Linked DNA regions of Mus musculus: region 2 is linked to region 1. A link is a contact called in ENCODE Hi-C or POLR2A ChIA-PET data. All regions are on one chromosome and are shown on one strand. Each heading gives the region's core, a stretch centred on a gene start or an enhancer-like site at or near the end of the contact. The rest is flanking DNA. Distances are from core to core; before and after follow the strand shown. Region 1 holds the start of Gadd45g (growth arrest and DNA-damage-inducible 45 gamma). Region 2 has its middle 35 kb from the start of Gadd45g.

Region 1 (5,102 bases), core at 738-3,237:
AGGCCAGCCTGGTCTACAGAGTGAGTTCCAGGACAGCCAGGATGAGAAACCCTGTTTCCATCACTTAAAACGTATTTTAGTAGGAAGGGGTGTTAAGAATCTGAGAGACCTTGCAGAGGAACCACAGGGCCGACACCTGCAGTTCTCAATGCAGCCTCTGGGAGGCGCAAAACGCCGGCCCCTCGCCTAGCCTTTGGCGTTGGCAAACAAGCAGCTTCCCCTTGCAGCAAAAACGTCCTTTAAGGAGTTCAAAAATTAACACTGAATGATCTATATTCACCACCCACCTGGAGAACGCTCCAGTAGAAAGGAGAAAATCCACTCTCTCTCTCTCTCTCTCTCTCTCTCTCTCTCTCTCTCTCTCTTCTCTCTCTCTCTCTCTCTCTCTCTCTCTCTCTCTCTGTGTCTGTGTGTGTGTGTGTCTGTGTGTGTGTGTGTGTGTGGGTGGGTGTGTGGGTGTGTGTGAGTTTTGCCTCAGTCTGGCAAGCTTCATGAACGCCCTTTGCCCTATCCAGTCTCCCAGGCTTCACTCAAGAATCTCCAGAAGTCCCCTAGCACACTTTTCTGTGTTAGCACAGAGAGACGCAGACGCCCACAGTGTCGTGTTCTGCGGGCGAGCAGTCTGGAAGCCTGATGTGCAGGTCCCACGGGACAAACGATAAGTTCAGAAAGCTCTCAAGATCACTTCTAATTTTATTACGTTATCAGAAAAGAACCTCTTGAAGAAACATTTTTAAGTAGTTGAAATATTTCAAATTCTCATAAGACAAACGGATTCTTGGTCCTGGGTGGCAGGCTCCTTTCGGTCTCCAGGCCCGGGCGCCCGGTGCAGGCGTTACCCTGATTCTAAATGATGCGCATAATAGCACAGGGTTCTCGGTGCTTGGGGTGTCCCAGCTCAAACCCCCCTGAGAGGTCAACGCGAGGCAATATTTGGTGGGTGGATGAGAGGATCTGGATTTTTCTAGGTCGGCCGGTAGGCGGCGCCCTGGGAAAAACAATGTGGAACAGCCGAGTTCCCGGAGTCTGAACCCCGGAACCTCTGGGGTTTGGGGCACAGTAGCCTTGGTGTACAGCTCACTCTCGAGCTTAGCACGCGTGCATCAGAATCCCAGCAGTCAGAATAAGCCTAAGAGGTGCGCACCCAGTGGCGGGGGAGCGGCACGCTGCTCCGACCCCCACGCGCCGGGCAACCCCGCGACCCCGGCTCCCGACGGGGCTCGGCCCACCCCACCGGCGGCAGGTGGACAGTGTTGCTATGAAAGAGAAAGCGTCGATTGTCCCCACCGCGAACTGCCACACGCCAGACCTCCTCTTTTGTGTGCCCCGTATAGAAATGCAAACGAGCCGCGTGTGCCGGCAGCAATCTGCTGGTCCCTGCTGCCCGCGTCCCACAGCGATCTGCTAGGGGTAGGGGTGGGGGATGGGAGGGCTTAGACCTTGCAGCCGCGACCCCGAAAGGCGCAGAGTCCTGAGTCCCTAGTGGCAGCCTAGGCCTAATGTCAGCTGCAGTTGCAAACCTTTGACTTTAAGTTTCGGTTTCGATGTAACAACCCTATAAACTTCAAACTGAAAATTGAGGAAAAATTAGAAAGGTCGCAAAAAAAAAAAAAAAAAAAAGAGCAAAAAAAAAAAAAAAAAGAGGGGGCTTTTACATTCTCCAAGTGTGCATTCTACAAATTCCAGTATCGTATCAGCAAACAACGTACTTTTTTTTTAAACTTTTTCCTTTTAAGGACTTACAAAAAAAGAAAGGCGAGATGAAATCTGCAGGCTCCAGTCTGCCTGGTAACACCCTGACAAAAGCGGCAGATTTGAGGCTGTGTCATCCCCCGCACCCCTCCCCACGTGGCCTTCTGGCACGAGCCGCAGGCCTGCCGCCTCATTTGCATCAGAAAGCGGGCGCTGGCCAATGGGAGTGCAGCCTCCCGCCAGCTGGCGGCGGCGCGCCGAGCCTGTCTATAAAAGGGCTCTCCCGGCCCAGCCTGGCGCACTCGCTGGTGGTGGGCGCGCATCGGACTCTGGGAATCTTTACCTGCGCTCGGGTTCCCTCCGCACTCTTTTGGATAACTTGCTGTTCGTGGATCGCACAATGACTCTGGAAGAAGTCCGTGGCCAGGATACAGTTCCGGAAAGCACAGCCAGGTGGGTTTTGGGGTGCCGAGAGTTGGCCTTGTCTGGTAGTGGTCTTACAGGGTCCTCTAGGATAGAAGTTTGCAGGGTGGGAGCCGTGCACTGTCTGGCTGTGAGGTGCCGAGGCGCGGGACCAGAATTACTGCATTCGATTCGTGTCTAGAGCTAGAGTTTGGGGTGCCAGCACCTGATCGTAGTTGGGGAGCCTGATATACGGGCGCCAGATCAGAAGTAGGGAACTGGGAGTGCAGGCGCCAGGTCGAGACTGGGTGATGGGGAATGAGGGCGCCAGATCATGACTAGGGTGCCAGAGGTGTGGGCGTCAGGTCGGGACTGGGGATCCGGGTGTGTGGGCGCCAGGTCGGGACTGGGGATCCTGGTGTGTGGGCGCCAGGTTGGAGTTGGGAGGCAGGAATGCTGGCGCCAGGCAGGTCTAGGCTAAGGGGCCAGCTGGGACTTGGAGGTCAGGGCAGGGATCTCTCCGTCGCGTCCCCGTGCTGGTCCCCACTCACGGCGCTTGTTCTTTCACAGGATGCAGGGCGCCGGGAAAGCACTGCACGAACTTCTGCTGTCGGCGCAGCGCCAGGGCTGTCTGACCGCTGGCGTCTACGAGTCCGCCAAAGTCCTGAATGTGTGAGTGTAGAAAGGCCCCGCGTGCAGGGATTGGGGTTGGCGCGGCGCGGAGACCTGGGGGTGGCATCGACTCTGACCTTGTCCTTCCCATCTGCTCTGCAGGGACCCTGACAATGTGACCTTTTGCGTGCTGGCTGCCGATGAAGAAGATGAGGGCGACATAGCGCTGCAGATCCATTTCACGTTGATTCAGGCGTTCTGCTGTGAGAACGACATTGATATCGTGCGCGTGGGAGACGTGCAGAGGCTGGCGGCGATCGTGGGCGCCGACGAAGAGGGGGGCGCGCCGGGAGACCTGCATTGCATCCTCATTTCGGTGAGTGTCCCCCACTGTTTCCCTACGCCAGTCCCCCAAACCATCCTGGCCAACGACAAGCATGGCTGACCCATGTATTTTTTTTTTTTTTAAATTCAGAATCCTAATGAGGACACATGGAAGGACCCTGCCTTGGAGAAGCTCAGTTTGTTCTGCGAGGAGAGCCGCAGCTTCAACGACTGGGTGCCCAGCATCACCCTTCCCGAGTGACAGCCTGGCAGGGACCTTGGTCTGATCGACTTGGTGACACTCTAGCGCGCTGCTGGCTCTGGAGTGGCCCTCCGAGGGCGCTCGAGTGCGCGTGGAGACTGGCAGGCGATGTTGCCTGGAGAGCGAGGAGCGCGGCCTCCCAAGAAGGGGGTCTGGCGGCAGCGGGGACACCTTGTTCCGAGCCCAGGACTCTGCCAGTGTCCGGAGAGGCTGCTAGCACAGGAAGGCCTAGGCGAGGACGTTGGCCCCAGGGCCGGGAAGAACCGACCAGCGAGGCAGGTGTGACTCAGCAAGCAGCCTTCCAGTGAAAGGAGGGGAAAGAAAGGCAGGCGACCGCCTGGACTTGGTACAGCGGCAGGAGCGGCCACTGCAGGAGCGAGCTGGACTTAGCCGACTGCACTGCTCTTTCAAAAAACGGATCCCGGGCAATGCTTTCATTTTCTAAAGGACGCTATCGTGGAAGCTTTGAATATCACAATAAACTTATTGAAACAAACTTAATGCCTTTTTATTGAGGGTAGGGGATTCTAATGGGGAGGGGGCGGCGGTAAAGGATGTTTCACGGCACCTGGGACCACCTTTCTGTTGGGGCAAGAAACTGCAGCCTCCTGGGGCTGGCGGTGGGGGAGGGGGTGCAGGCGAGTAGTAAACGGGAGAACTTGGGCCAGAGTACTGTTTGAGCCTTTCAGGAAGATTTCAAACTTGCAAGACAGGAGCATACTTGATAAGGCATCCGGGTGCAGGAGCTCCAGGCTTGCAATCCAATTCGATAACAGTGACTTCTGCCTCCAGTACCTCCCCTCCCCCGCTCCGCCCCCTCCCCCCACCTTTGCCTCGACAGCTGCTTATCTGAACAGCTTGCGGGAGGCCCTGTGCCTTCCAATACAATGAGCTTGCCTCTGCAGCTCTGCCCTTGGTGCGGTGGCTGGGGATGGGGGCGGGTTGCTCTAGCTTTCAGGAACTTTCTCCTTTTAATTGCTCTGACAAAGCTACGCTACTAAAGTATTAATATCAAATATGACACCAGCGAGTTGCGTTCTCAGTATGAATCATCATTTTGTCACAGCCGTGATGGAAGTTACAGTATCTTAGCAGAAGTTGGAAGGCACCGTCTATTATAAATAGGAGTGAGCCAGTCTGAGTGGGGTGGGCATCTGCTAGTTCCTATTCTCAGGGCTTCTGCCCACCACATCAGTGAGGGCTGCTGCTCTCCACAATTCCTTTTAAAGTCGGAGGACAAACTCACCAGAGCCAAGATTATCTTTTGAGAAGGATCTGGGGGGTGGGGGAAACGTCCCAGTGAGAGGACTTTTTCTGTAGCTTAGTGCTTCTGGCTTTCACTGCGCATTCCAGGCCGTGCTGACGGATGGGGGGGGGGGGGGGGGGAAGCCCACGTGGGGCTTTCTTGCTGTCAGCTCTGCTGCCGGGCAGAGCTGGAGCCTTCGGGGAAGGGCGGGGTGGGGTGCTGTTTTTCTAAGAAGGCCATTGGGCTGATTTACCAGCAACGCTTAGGGAGGCTGGTTTGCCGGTTGAATGCCACTTAAAAAAAAAAAAAAACAAAACAAAAACGCCACAGCACATTCTGGAAGCCTGTGCAGGGCAACAGGAAAAGTGCAGGAGCGCGTGGACGCTTCCTGTAAGGAAAGGGTGCCCTTTCTGCTCCACACCGACTCTGCTGAAAGAATGCAGCCACGGTGGTGCCCAAAGAGCAGCGCTGTTTCGCTTGGGCGTTAAATTTTTTAGGTGGAGGAGCCTTTCAGTGGGGAAGTAGACCAGCATGCTGATAAAAATGACCTCTTGCCATAGTGTT
Region 2 (4,715 bases), core at 1,314-3,813, 35 kb after region 1:
TCCCAAAATAGCAACCGGCTCTCCAGCATCATGATGTTCTGTAAAAGCCGTACGACCCAAATCCCACCATTATCCACGGAGAAAACCCGGGCCCCACCTTAACTCCCTGCAAGGCTCCACCCTGGGCTCTTTCCATTATTCATCTGGCATGCTCTGAATAGGAGAGACAAGTGTAACTGAGCTCAGGAGCCCGGAGTTTCCTTTCCACAGTGTAGGAGGGAGTCCCCTCCCCTTCCCCTTTTGTTAGTGTTTGTTGTGGGAAGAAGGAGTGTGGGAAAGCTGCTGTGGTGGGGTTTTCAGGTGACACCTCCGTTGACAACAACAGAAGGGCAATATTTTCAGAAAAACAACCCAAGAGCCACAGCTCTGCAGGGAGAAGTAGTGTAGGGGTCACCCAGAGCCCTGCGCAGGGGCAAGAGGAATGCAGCTGCGGAGAGGGGCAACCCAGGAGCCCTTGGATGGGTCAGTTCTCACATGGTCTACCAGAGGCTGACTGTGCTGTTGTGGCCTTTTGCTCAGACCAAGGCCTGAGAGCTAAAGTTTAGGAAGGCAGGCTCATTGGGCTCACTGCTTCTGAGGTCTTGTTCTGGGGTTGGCCTGGGGCTTTGGTGAGGCCAAGCTTCACGGTATGAAGAATATATTGGAATACAGCTACCCACTTAATGTCAGCTGGGAAACAGAGATACCAAGAAAGGGTTGGGAACAATCATTCCTTTTCAAGGCATGCTCTCGCTGACCTACTTGCTCTAACTAGGGCCACCTCCTAACCTTGCTGTCATCTTCAGATGATGCCTTTGAGTCCATTACTAGATGAAACCACTATTCCTGCAAAGGCTCGTGTGATGTAGGCTGATTAATAGCTGATGGGCTTTTGAAATGTGATTGGACCATGAGGGCTCAGACCTAGTCAGTACATCTCTAGATGATGTATAACAGCTAATGCCAAGTACAGACTAGTCCTGCTATATAACCTACATATGGTCAATGCAGATACACCCTTCTTCCCCCTCCACCCCCCAATAATTTCAACCCAGGATCAGCTGAAGCTGTAGACGTGGACCTGTAGAAACAGCAGACTGACTATCTAGCAAGAGAAGTCTGCAGGGGGAAGGCAGTCATCAGAGCCTTTGCCATGCAGACCTGCATCTGCATGGAACAGTCACTGGGCCAGGGGGAGGATTGCCCTGGTTCACACATGGAGTAGCTGGTGTCCTCTTTTGAACTGACAGCTGCCATCAGCACCAGCAGCCAAGCCACGATGAATCCTCAGAGCTTCTCTGGGTACCCACGGACAGCAGCTCTAGGGGCGTGGCCAAATGATAGTGCAGAGCTGCATACTGGTGCCCATTGTTATCCCAGAACCTCCTGATGGCATACAGAACCTACTACACACATCTTCCTCTGTGGTTTAAGGAAGACCCACATGGCCAATGAGGGACAACGCACAGAGCTTCCCAGAGGTGAGTTGTCACCCTCTGAAGTGAGATTAGAGGTCATTCCTCTTCACTTTCACTTGACGCTCTCCATCCAGGGCTTCCAACGTACTTCACCACCGACCTATGGGACTCCATCGTCTTACCCACTGAACCACCTCCCTAGCCTTGTGTGGGCAGAGTTTTTATGTCCACTACTTCGATCAGATACCCAAAATCAAAGGAAGCTTATATCCTTTTCATTGACATATGAGAAGAGATTAGAACATAGTTTGAGTTTCAAAACCTGAAGGATGTTTCTCTGCCTGCTATGTCCTTTTGCATCCTGAACATTTGTTGCACCTCAGCACCAAGCACAGGCGCTATCTTGGGACTTTCCTGGTGGTCTACACCCGGGGAAAGGGCTTCAATCACCGTGCTCTGAGAGTTTAGCCTTGGCATACCAGAGGCCCAGGCATTGAAGGGTTGAGCTGAGGTGGCTCACCTATCCTGGCTCCAACCTTTTTGTCCTTGCAGTGTTCTCCATAGGACCTGGTAGAGAACAAGGCTGCAGTTCGTTGAGTGAATGGGCAAGCACGTGAGTGTGATCAGCTGCCGCCACGCTGAGCAAGACTTAAGGTCTTAGGCATCAGTAGGTGACATCAGAAACACTTACCAATGGGTTTGACTTTTGCTAGGGCATTGGGGAATCCCTGTAACTTATTTGACAGTGTCTGGAGATGTCCATGGGCATGATCCCAGGACAGTCCTGAAGGGTATAGTCAGGTTATAGACAACAGGGACAGGAGTCTCAGGTACTCTGCTTCTCACACTCAGACAACCTCCTCTTCTGCATGCCAGTGAGTAGGTGTGCACCCACAGGGCTCAGTTTATTCTCAGCCGAGTCTCCACCACTCCATGGCCATTTTTAGCTGCTAAGGAATTCCTTCCTGTTTAGTATCTCCCTCCCACTCAGAATCTCTTCCTTTCTAGCCACATGTGACTCTGTGGGCCCACAGAGGGATTGGTCTCTTCAGTGTGGAGGCTGGAACCTCAAGCTATAAGAAGGGATAAGAGCTCCCTGATATTAACCCAACCACGTGACCCCAGGACTCTTGCCAGGAGGTCAAAATGCAGGAAAAGGTGACTACAGCCTTCAGCACAAACTCTGCGGTCGGGGGTGGGGCAGGTGGCTGCAGGAAGGGCTGCCTTCCATGGAAGGGCCTGCCTGCAGCTGCTCTCTCATCCCAGGGCATGCCTTATCTCTAGTGTCCTGCTGTCTGGGGTCACAGTGGCCACTGTCTCATAAGCCTAGCCACACAGGGACAGATTCTGCTCCAATCATTTTTCATTGCGGTAGCACAGGCTCCTTTTCCGTCCCAGGCCAGCCTTACTTTCTAAGCAGTCCTGTTGCCACAGCTGCCATCTTTTTTAGGGTCTTGCAGGCAGCTTCACTTTTGGACCGACTGACCGTCCTCTCCCTGTAGACTCGGGCAGAGCCTTGGCTGGGAGGGGAAGTGAGTGGCTTTGAGGCCGGAGGTTTGTGACATTCCCTTTGGCTGCCTGAAATACTTTCTCGTCAGACTTCTTTCTCAAAGCAGCTGCTGCCTCACCCCACTCAGCCTTCCTTTCTTCCTCTTCTGAGGTCCTTACTACCCTGGCTCTCTCCATATTTGTCCTAGCTCTAGGGGAGTGAAGATCAGCCTATATCACCCTTGAGACCCAGGCCGATCCCTTTACAGAAGTGTAGAGATCCACTCTCCCAGCCTAAAAAAGCTTAGGTGGTAGGTCCTAAGATCGAGTCTGGGAGGTACTTAGTCCTATGAGTCTGGACTTTACCACCAAGATAATCTGCAGATGAGGCTCCTAGATCACTCTGGGGGTCATCCTCAAGTAGAGGCAGATTCTAGTCCTCTGCCATCCATCCTGTGCGCCCCCCTCCCCACTCATGTTTGCTCCTCTATGTGCCATCAAAGCCAGGAAGCTGGCTGTCGGAGAACATTAGCCTTTCCTGAGAAGGTGCTGGCACAAGGTCTGAGTTCCCAAGGCTGACCAGCTAGAGACTACTCAAGGCTGCTGGCAGGCACTGAAGACTCACTGACGATCTCCAAATTGACAGCTAGTCCCCCCTGGCTTTCTGGAAGGCAAGAGTCTGCTGCCTTGCTGGAGGTTGGACAGTAGAGGGCTTATGTTGATGTCCATCCAGTATCTGAATGCTATTGCTAGTTTTTTGGAAGGCTCCTGGGTCCTTTTCTGCTCACGTGCTATCATGGACATGTGGGCAGAAAAGGAGACGGTCACTCAGTTACCGAGGACACCCAGGGCAAGCATGCAGTCTTCTGCAGACAGAGTGTGAATATTTAAAGCCCTTCCCTCCCCAAACCTGGGATATTTTTCAAAAGACCATAAAAGCAGTGGGGGATGGGCTGTGGGGAAGGGGCGAAGAGCTCTTAGCTGGTGGTTCTGTCCTTTTCCTGTGGTCCAGTGGGAAAGGTCCTTGAGACTGTGTCCCTTGGGTTCTATCTTAGTGTCCTTTCTTTACTGTGATTAAAAAAAAAAACCCTACAAAAGCCATTGGAAGGAGAAAGGATGTTTGGCTCAGCGCTATGGATTGCAGTCAAAGATGGCGGGGAAGTCAGAACAGGAGTTTGAGGGAGCTGGGCCCAGTGCATCTGCCATCAAGAGGCTTCCTCATGTTCTGCTCATGGTCTCCTTTTTAGACAGTCCAGGATGCTGCCCAGGGCAACAGGGCCACCACATTATCCCAGTCTTCCTCCCTCATTAACCTAACCGAGATAATCTCCCACTCCCTGCCCAGAGGCCTGGCTCCCAGGTGACCTGGTGACTCTAGATTCTGTCAAGGTGACACCCAACCCTAGACTCTGAATCATATTGTTCCAGGGAAGCATCGCTTGCTTTTGTGTCAGTTCCAGTCACAGGGACAGAACAGGTCTCAGCTGCTTCCAAGCTCAGCACTTAGTAGGTCCTAGGCAGCACCTTTAAAGTCAGAGTGCTTTCTATAAGGTGCTGCAACTGCCTGTAACCACCCTGGAAGGATGAAGCTGTTGTACAGAGACACTTGTGGGTTTCCACCTCTGCTAACAGACTCTTGAAATACCGGTACCCAAAGAAATTAGAATTTCCCCAGGCGTCTCATGCTGAAGGAAGGAAAAGGCTGAAACCTGGTCTCAGCCAGAGGTGGATCTTGAGTCTCAGAAAGAGATTTTTACATAGTTCTGACAACCTGTCAAACTGAGTTCAGAGACGCTATAGTGAGTGGGACCACACCTTGACCAGGACAGT

Evidence for each region. A loop is a pair of places that touch in the nucleus more often than their neighbours do. ChIA-PET counts read pairs that join two places held with the same protein, here RNA polymerase II (POLR2A).
Region 2: a map of heart shows a loop between it and region 1 (2.1-fold over the local background). The contact joins the enhancer-like site here to the promoter of Gadd45g in region 1. A Hi-C loop is called at or near these places in 4 of 37 maps with a recorded cell type or tissue (Patski, heart and left cerebral cortex). POLR2A ChIA-PET finds 5 or more read pairs at or near these places in 2 of 5 experiments (Patski and embryonic stem cell).

Annotation. Positions count from the first base shown.
Region 1 is chr13:51,844,688-51,849,789 of GRCm38, forward strand. Gadd45g (growth arrest and DNA-damage-inducible 45 gamma) reads left to right here and starts at 1,988. Exons shown (of 4, transcript NM_011817.2): 1 at 1,988-2,145; 2 at 2,665-2,766; 3 at 2,869-3,082; 4 at 3,182-3,788. The coding sequence starts at 2,093. The coding sequence ends at 3,292.
Region 2 is chr13:51,878,990-51,883,704 of GRCm38, forward strand. No RefSeq gene overlaps it. Among named protein-coding and RNA genes, the nearest start is that of Gadd45g, 35 kb to the left of the region's middle. Within about 2 kb of position 2,564, at least 2 of the 3 ENCODE cell types and tissues checked have a DNase peak (open chromatin) inside an H3K27ac peak, as active enhancers do; they include heart, where a contact is called at or near this core.